2 separate regions of the Homo sapiens genome follow, and region 2 is linked to region 1. Evidence: chromatin contacts called from ENCODE Hi-C or POLR2A ChIA-PET data. All regions are on one chromosome and are shown on one strand. Each heading gives the region's core, a stretch centred on a gene start or an enhancer-like site at or near the end of the contact. The rest is flanking DNA. Distances are from core to core; before and after follow the strand shown.

Evidence for each region. A loop is a pair of places that touch in the nucleus more often than their neighbours do. ChIA-PET counts read pairs that join two places held with the same protein, here RNA polymerase II (POLR2A). Pooled maps may share reads with other maps.
Region 2: a map of PC-3 shows a loop between it and region 1 (2.9-fold over the local background). The contact joins two enhancer-like sites. A Hi-C loop is called at or near these places in 6 of 168 maps with a recorded cell type or tissue (Caco-2, Calu3, K562 and 3 more) and 7 of 50 pooled maps. POLR2A ChIA-PET finds 5 or more read pairs at or near these places in 4 of 52 experiments (Caco-2, K562, MCF 10A and 1 more).

Annotation. Positions count from the first base shown.
Region 1 is chr5:36,415,953-36,420,102 of GRCh38, reverse strand. No RefSeq gene overlaps it. Among named protein-coding and RNA genes, the nearest start is that of RANBP3L, 120 kb to the right of the region's middle. RefSeq lists a silencer at 302-596 and an enhancer at 1,374-2,573. Within about 2 kb of position 1,767, at least 3 of the 41 ENCODE cell types and tissues checked have a DNase peak (open chromatin) inside an H3K27ac peak, as active enhancers do; they include PC-3, where a contact is called at or near this core.
Region 2 is chr5:36,457,337-36,461,486 of GRCh38, reverse strand. No RefSeq gene overlaps it. Among named protein-coding and RNA genes, the nearest start is that of SLC1A3, 150 kb to the left of the region's middle. Within about 2 kb of position 2,231, at least 2 of the 41 ENCODE cell types and tissues checked have a DNase peak (open chromatin) inside an H3K27ac peak, as active enhancers do; they include PC-3, where a contact is called at or near this core.

The DNA of each region.
Region 1 (4,150 bases), core at 518-3,017:
TGGGACATTCACATTGTTCCTGATGGTGGCCCTGTTGCATACACTTATGCAGGTTGTTTGGGGGTGTCTGCCAACAGGACAAGTCAGAAATGAAATACAGACCTGTGCTTTTTTTCACTGAGATATGGACTGTGGCACAGAGCTGCGTGATCCTGGAGCAAAGGACACAAGCGTTACAGTCTGCTCACCAAGCACTGCACCAAACTCACTAAGTTTTCTCAAAAGGGGTGTCTTCTTCTAATTCAAGAAAAGGTGGTCTGTAGGTTTGTGATGGCTTTGCCTGATGAAGAAGTTCAGGAACCCTAGTTTTTAAAGATGAAACTGAAACCCAGATCTGTGTGTGTGTGTGTGTGTGTGTGTGTGTGTGTGTGTGTGTTTCCTGCTGTAAAACAGATAACTTATCTCTCTCTTGGGTTATGCACTCTTTGAGGTGAAAGATTTGCTAGCTCAGAACCAAGTGTGGTTCCTCCCCATGGCTGCATAGGGTTCTGAAGTCCTGTGACTGTCTTGGTTCATCAGGAGTTGACCAAGACGGACATGCAGGTTGTCAAGGAGACAGTTCTTTTTGCATTGTTTGATGAAAATCACCTGCCAAAACTTTTAAATTTATTCCACCTGTCTGTAGCTGAGTGCCCAGCCCTTAGCTGTCACCACTACCTGCTCATTTCCCCACAGGCCAATACGTTACATTGAAGCTAAAGGAAAACAATTTAAATTGGTAGGGCTGTTTGTTGTCCTGAGAATTAATTGAGATAATGCACCGAATGGGTTTGGCATGGTGTCTAGCACTTAGTAAACTCTGAAATGGTCACACTTTAAAAATAAATTGAGATGTAGGCTTCATATATAAAGTGCTAAAAGTCTTCACACCTTATCAAGTTAGAAGCAAAAAATCTTTTGCTATTAGATATCAAAACCCTAGTCTGCCATCCTAGACTCCCCCACACACTGGTTATTACAAGTTGTGGATTCACTTTAATATGGAGATTTCAGTCTGTATGCCCCTTGGTAGCACTGGAAAACAGAGAAGAGCAAGGGAAAATCAGAGGCAGAAAAGTTACTCCTGCCTTTTGGCTTTTTTCTCTCTATTCAACAGTGTCACCTCTACCCACGTAGTGCCCAAATTACTAAGAAACTGGCAATGGTGTAAGTTGAGACATTGACTCTGGTTTGGGACAAAGCAGTCTCCAGGTTTGCCACATGCTGCCTGTGGCACATCCCACATCAACAGGGTAAAAACCAACCTGCATTATAGCATAGTGGCTTCAAGTCTAGATCTTTCTTCATGTGAAAATAGTGATGATTCAAACAATAATGATGGCAATAGTACTCATTTCACAGGGTTGTTTTAAGGAGTAAATGCAGTAATACCTGTAAAGTGTTCAGCATACTCCCGGGCACTGGGAGCTATTATTAGGATCTGAAAAGTAGGACTTATGAAACTTTATTCGTTTATCATACACTAATCAGGTGCCTTTTGTCTCTCTCTCTGCCAGGCATGGTGCTAGAAAGAAGGGAAGACTGGGCCTTTGAGTAGTTTATGGCCTAAGAGATAACAACTTAGGATAGGACAAAAGACAGAGGACATGGTTGTATCTTCATGAGCCACCATCCAAAGGCAATGGGAGTGTGCCTGGCCTATGGGAATTTTGTGTTTTGCACAATTGTACACGGATCATGTTGCTACCTGTACTATAGCTTGAACTTTGCCTTCCATGTGGAGCCAAGTGGGATCAACAATTGAGTAATTTCGACGAAGCTATGACTCACAGAATGAAAGGAATCGAGCTCATTTACTTCATTCCTTGCACTAGTCCTCAGGAAGGTCAATGCCCAAATTATCCAAAATATCTAGGGCTGTCTTTTTCTTCCCAGGGCTGTCTGTGGTGGAGACTTAACTGTTCTCTCTGGAAAGCCACTTGTTTAAGAGCCTCCAATCAAGGGTACTTCTTTCTCATAAATAATCTCATTTTCCTGAAGTGAATCAAGCACATTTTCTCTTAATGAAGGGAAGTGAGCCAGGCAGAGTTTCTATAGGTCACAGGTAGCTCAGCACCCTTCCCACTCCTGCTGGTATTCATCCTCAAGAGCAGCTCATGGCCTTATCACTTTCTCTTTGAGGGAGGCATTAGAGTGCCATTCTGCTGCATTCCACAGGGAGAATATTCAGGGAAGCCCTTCCTGAGAATTTGGTTAAAGGTTAAAGCTTAGTTAACCTGGAAACACCCTATTGTTTTTCAAGAAGTCTCACTAACTTTTCACTACCTGGGGCGAGGGCGGGGGTGGAATCTGGGGAATCTGATTTCCTTTTTCCATTGGTTTCTATGACATAATTAGGGCAGCATCTGCAGGGGCACGGATCCGCAAGGTTAAGGAACCCCTCACTCATCTGTCTCTATCTTAGCCAGGGAGCATGCATACTTCTTGAGAGGGGGAGATCGCTCCTTCCAATAGATATTGTTTCACTTACCACCTACAGTTTTTTAAAGCATTAAACAAAATATTACAAATAAGGAAGCTAGGACATAGTACGCTTCAAGTAAATATTAATTCCTTTTCTTCTAGGTTGGAAAGTTCTTCCCTAAACTGATCTGAATTCAACCTCTGTCTTGCACTCAGATTTTTTCTCACTTCACCTTCTGAGTCAGCATGAGGCAAGCACACTTCTCTACATGACAACTCTTGACGTGTTTGAGATAGCTGCCTTCAGTCTCTCCACCATCTCCAGCCATATTTCATGCTCCTCGCTGTCACTATCTCAAGCACAGCCTGTTCTGAAAAGCCCAGCTAAAATAGACCCTCCTTTGCAGTTATTCTATCAATTACCTTGTTTGTTTTCTTCAAGCACTTTCCACCATCTGAAATTTTCTTGTTCATGTATTTGCTTATTTCTTTATTGTTGATGATAATAGGCTCTTTGAAGGCAGAGATCTTGTGTGTTTTATTCACTACTGGCTTTTGTGCCTTAAACTGTGACTGGAAAGCACTCAACAAATATTGGTTAGTTATTCGTTGAATGAGTAAATAAACAAGTCTGAAACCAAAGTCTTTCAGCCATTCCTTATAAAATTGGACTGTATTCTATTTCCTTGGCTCAGGTAACCAGGTAGCTCCATCCTGTAGATGGTAATGAAGGGTAAATGAGCAAAATCAGAGCAAGGAGCATCTGCTCTCCACTTCTCATTCTTCTTCCTTTGGATGCAGTGTGATACTGAGAATAGCAAAAGCTGTCAGAAATTCAGATCTGATATCTGCTGGTATTTTACTGTGTGACTTTGGAAAAGTCTCTCAACCTTTCTGAGCTTCAGGTTTTGCATATAGTGTGATGGTTAATATTGAGTGTCAACTTGATTAGGATTGAAGGATGCAAAGTATTGTTTCTGGGTGTGTCTGTGAGGGTGTTGCCAAAGGAGATTAACATTTGAGTCAGTGGGCTGGGAGAGGTAGACCCAGCCTTAATCTAATCAGCTGCCAGCACAGCTAGAGTAAAGCAGGCAGGAGAAGATGGAAGAGCAGACTTGCTGAGTCTTCCAGCCTTCGTCTTTCTCCTGTGCTGGATGCTTCCTGCTGTCAAACATCAGACTCCAAGTTCTCCAGCTTTTGGACTCTTGGACTTATTCCAGTGGTTTGCTAGGGGCTCTCGGGCCTTCTGCCACAGACTGAAGGCTGGACTGTCGGCTTCCCTACTTTTGAGGTTTTGGGACTCAGACGGATCCACTACTGGCTTCCTTGCTCCTCGACTTGCAGACGGCCTATGGTGGGACTTTACCATGTGATCGTGTGCGTCAATTCTCCTGAATAAACTCCCTTTCAGATATCCACATATCTTATTAGTTCTGTCCTTCTAGAGAGCCCTGACTAACACATATAGAAAACCTAGAAGTCAGACAACTTGGTCTGGAAGGTGCCCTGGGGCTCAGAAGTTCTGTCAATGGAAATAAAAATGCCACACAGGAGCCCCAGTGTGGCTCAAGTGCACTTATGATCTGGTCATTCTCCAGTAGCAAAGGATCAGTGGCTCCCAAACCCAGATGTATGTTTGAATCACCTAGGAAGTCTGTTTTATTAAATCAGCTTTATCAAGGTACAATTTATGTGCAATTAAATGTACATAGTTTAAGTGTACAGTTACATGAGTTTTGACAAATGT
Region 2 (4,150 bases), core at 982-3,481, 41 kb before region 1:
TGACACACATTGTTACATTGATTCTATATGATGTTAACATAACATCATATGTTATGATGTTAATCTTGGTCTCTTGATTAAGTATACTACAAACTCTGACCAAATATTTCTTTTCTTATTTGTGTGTTCCACTGTTCAAATATATGATCTACAAAGTCTTAAATGCTACTACAAAGCCATTATCATATCAAATGTCTGTAAATTATTGAATCATGTGGCAGCCCCAAAGTAGTTCAGAACATATTCTGGTTCTGCCCGATTAACAGATTGTTGTTTGCTCAATTAAACTGTTAAATTTAATTGGCTTAAAGTTTTTTTTTTTTTTTTTTTTTTTTGAGATGGAGTTTCACTTTTGGTGCCTAGGCTGGAGTGCAATGGCACAATCTCAGCTCAAGGCAATCTCTGCCTCCCCCGTTCAAGTGATTCTCCTATCTCAGCCTCCCAAGTAGCTGGGATTATAGGCACGCACCACCATGCCCAGCTAATTTTGTATTTTTAGTAGAGATGGGTCTTCACCATGTTGGCCAGGCTGGTCTCAAACTCCTCATCTCAGGTGATCCACCCGCCTTGGCCTCCCAAAGTGCTGGGATATAAGGCCTGAGCCACCGTGCCCGGCTTTTTTTTTTTTTTTTTTTTTTTTGGTAGTAGGAATAAAATATCTCACTCTTGCTTGGAGGATTCAAGTCACTTTGGCACAGGGCAGTGGCCTTTATTGTCTACTCAGATGTTTGGCAGATAAAATGTTTGAATGCAGCATTTCACATTCATCTTAACTTTGTAGTTTCTTAGCAAACAGAACCCTTGGTTTTCTTTGCAGTCCAGACTTGATGTTGACTTCTTTGAGTTTATCAAAATATTACTCAGATAAATTTTACTTAACTCTACCCTTCCCCAAAACCCTGTTTAAAAATCTATCTTTTTTTCTCATTTGATGAGACGTCTTTCTGCTGTGTGGTCTTTGCAAAGATCGATGAATCTGCTCTGTTGGATTACATGTCTTAAGCTAATTATGGTAGGACATTAGGTTTTGTTAGTTATGTTTTTAAAGATAAGAAAACTGAGGATCAAGAAGATTAAATGAAGTATTCAAGATGTTATGGTAATACGTGGCCACAGAATTCAAACCGAGATCTGAAGCATAATGAAGCCCAATCCTTTTCCACAGCGCCACTCTGACCTTCCCCCTTTTGCCTTGTCTAGCTGATTATTGCATTACCTTTGTTTAACAACCACACTTGCTGTGAAGCCACAAAATCCACTCCAACCACTTTGCTCTTTCTCATCACAGTTAGTGTCCAGTTTGGATATAAGCCTCTGTTTCTCAAAGTATGGTTTCAGTTTCACAATGCTGCTCTCTGCCAGGATCCCTAATGAACCATACAACCATCTAACACTTAGTTCTGAGTTCCTTTCTTCCTCAGCCACACCAATCAGCAAATATCTCTACACACTCTGGATCTTCACACATTCATACCTGTCCTCGTGCTGTTTCCTGACCTTGCAATTCCTTTCCCCAAATTCTCTGCTTATACAAATCTTTTTTTTCCTTTTTAAATATCATCAAGCTTCCTTGCTGCAAACACCACATGCTAGTCTGTTTCATTAGATAAGTAATTTATAAAGGATATTAGGTATTTCACAGAAACTTTTTTTTTTTTTAACTTAAAGGCTACTTTGCAGGACTGGTCCAGTGTAGATAGCACTCCTGGTGCCTGGACGCAAATAACACAGTTTTCACCTCTGACACTAGGAGGTGCTAGACCATTTCCAGCTGCTGTATTGGAAGCTTGGTATCTCTGCTACCACCCTCATCAGGACTAACCAGATCGGTGCTTCATCTACATTATGAGCCTCTGAGGGAAGTCTTGCATGGGTACATCTGACTGGCAGAGCCTAGGTCACATGCCTACTCTGCAGCTACAAGGGAAGCTGGGAAAAGAGGTTTTTGTTTCTGTCTTAAGGAGACACATAACTCTAAAGTGGGAAAGTCCCTCTAAACAGGAAAGGCATTCAAATAGCAGAGATGCCAGGTAAGAATGATAAATGTTCATTACACTGGGGTCGAGTCAAAAAAATTTCCTGAATTGTAAAGTCTCTATAACAGCAAGACTTAAGAGCTCTTTGTGTTGTCCCTCAGGTATTCACCTTTCTGCCGAGTTACAATTGTAACAGATGTGATTCATACCTCTCCCATATCTCCTCATCCTTATTTCAGTTCATGATTTCCAACTGCCATGGCAGTACTTTTTTTTCTTGCCTGAGGGCTTTTTCTGGCCATTTAGCTTCATTACATTTGCCAGTGCTGTAGGCTGAAAGTATGGGGGAATTGACACAAGCCAGGAGCTGCCCTCAACCAATGACTAGGAGATGCTGGATAAATACCTCAGCTACGTTGCACTAGGGTGGGATAGCCCTGAAGCATGTGTTCAGTAATACCCCCCAGCATTTCCCTAGTGGGAATAAGCTCAGACACCTACACTGGCAACTGGCTTGATAACTCCTTTATTGGCTCTCTTCCCTTCCTGTCTCAGTCCTCTGTCAATGTCTCCTTCCTGTCCCAACTACTTGCACTTGAACTTTTGTTCCAGAGTCAGCATCTGGCTGAATCCTGAGTAGACAACTCTCTTCCTCTCTCTCTTTCTTTTTTTTTTTTTTTTTTTTGAAACGGAGTCTGTCTGTTTCACCCAGGTTGGAGTGCAGTGGCATTATCTCGGCTCACTGCAACCTCCACCTCCTGGGTTCACGTGATTCTCCTGCCTCAGCCTCCTGAGTAGCTGGGACTACAAGTGCACACTGCCATGCCTGGCTAATTTTTGCACTTTTAGTAGACACAGGGTTTGACCATGTTGGCCAGGCTAGTCTCGAACTCCTGACCTCAAGCGATCCGCCCACCTCAGCCTCCCAAAGTGCTGGGATTACAGGCATGAGCCACTGCACCCAGCCTTTTCCTTGTAATATAGATAACTCACTACTCATTCATCTCTCTTGTAAGATTCTTGATGGAAAAAAAAAGCATTGCCATTTTTTCCTGTCTCACACAATACGTAGTACAGGCCCTTGTATATAATAAGCACTAAAGAAATATTTGTTTGCATTTGTTGAGTTGAATTAAAATAGGGGTGATGGTCAGATTTTAAGTTTACATCACTGTATAGCCAAAAATTTTACTCTTTCCAGAAGAAGTCACACGTATGATTAATAGTGGTTATTTTTGATGATAGTGATTAGAGTTATGTTGTTGAACTTTCTAGAGTTATGTTGTTGAACTTTCTAACCTTTGTCCAGGTATTTTTATTGCTCTTGAAAATGTCAGCTATCCAGGAGGGTTGTGGCACCTTGTAACCACATACTACTGAATTATCCTATTACTCTGAGCCCTTCAGGGGTGAGTGGCCTGCCAAGACCACAGTCTTTGTGCAAAACGCCTCATGAGAAATGTTGGAAACAGCCAAAGGGATTTGACTGACTCTGTAGTGGCTCCTTAACCCTGGAGCCTCAGCCTGAATCCATGCCTGAGTAGAGTAATTCCTTTTCCCAGCTGCTTTCCTTGTTCCACAGGATGCACTCCCTACCCTAAGGAATAGCTCCCAGATCAGTGGTCTTCCAGTTATTTCATTCTTGAGTTTTTTGGTTTTGAATATGGGCCCAAGGGTCTTTGGCCAGTGGGTATCATTCCAATGGTTCTGATGGGTAATGACAAATAAAACAAATGGTGAATATTATGTAACAGCTGGCTGGCTCTGAATGGTTTTGGCCAAGGTTCTGGAAAAGAATGCAGGAGGGAAGTGGTCAATATACAGGAATGAAATTGGAACGAAGCCATTTTACATTCCTTTGGATGTCAGTCTTTCAGTAGGAGGTTAGAGTAGGATAGCACAGGGACCAATTGAGTGCCCCTCCCCCAGTCTTCCTGCCTCCATTGCAATGCTGAAGAAACTCCCAGACTTTCTTGCTTCTTTCTTGCAGGACCGCTGCTCATCCCTATCCATTAATGCCCACAGTCTCCATGGCATTATTTTCCTTGAGATCCTCTGGACTAATCTCATTACAGCCTTCAGCTCTGTGTAAGCCAATTACCACTTGAAGCCCTGGACTCCCTGGTCATTCCTCACCCCCGAGATGCTCCTTTCTAATAGATATGTATATCTGC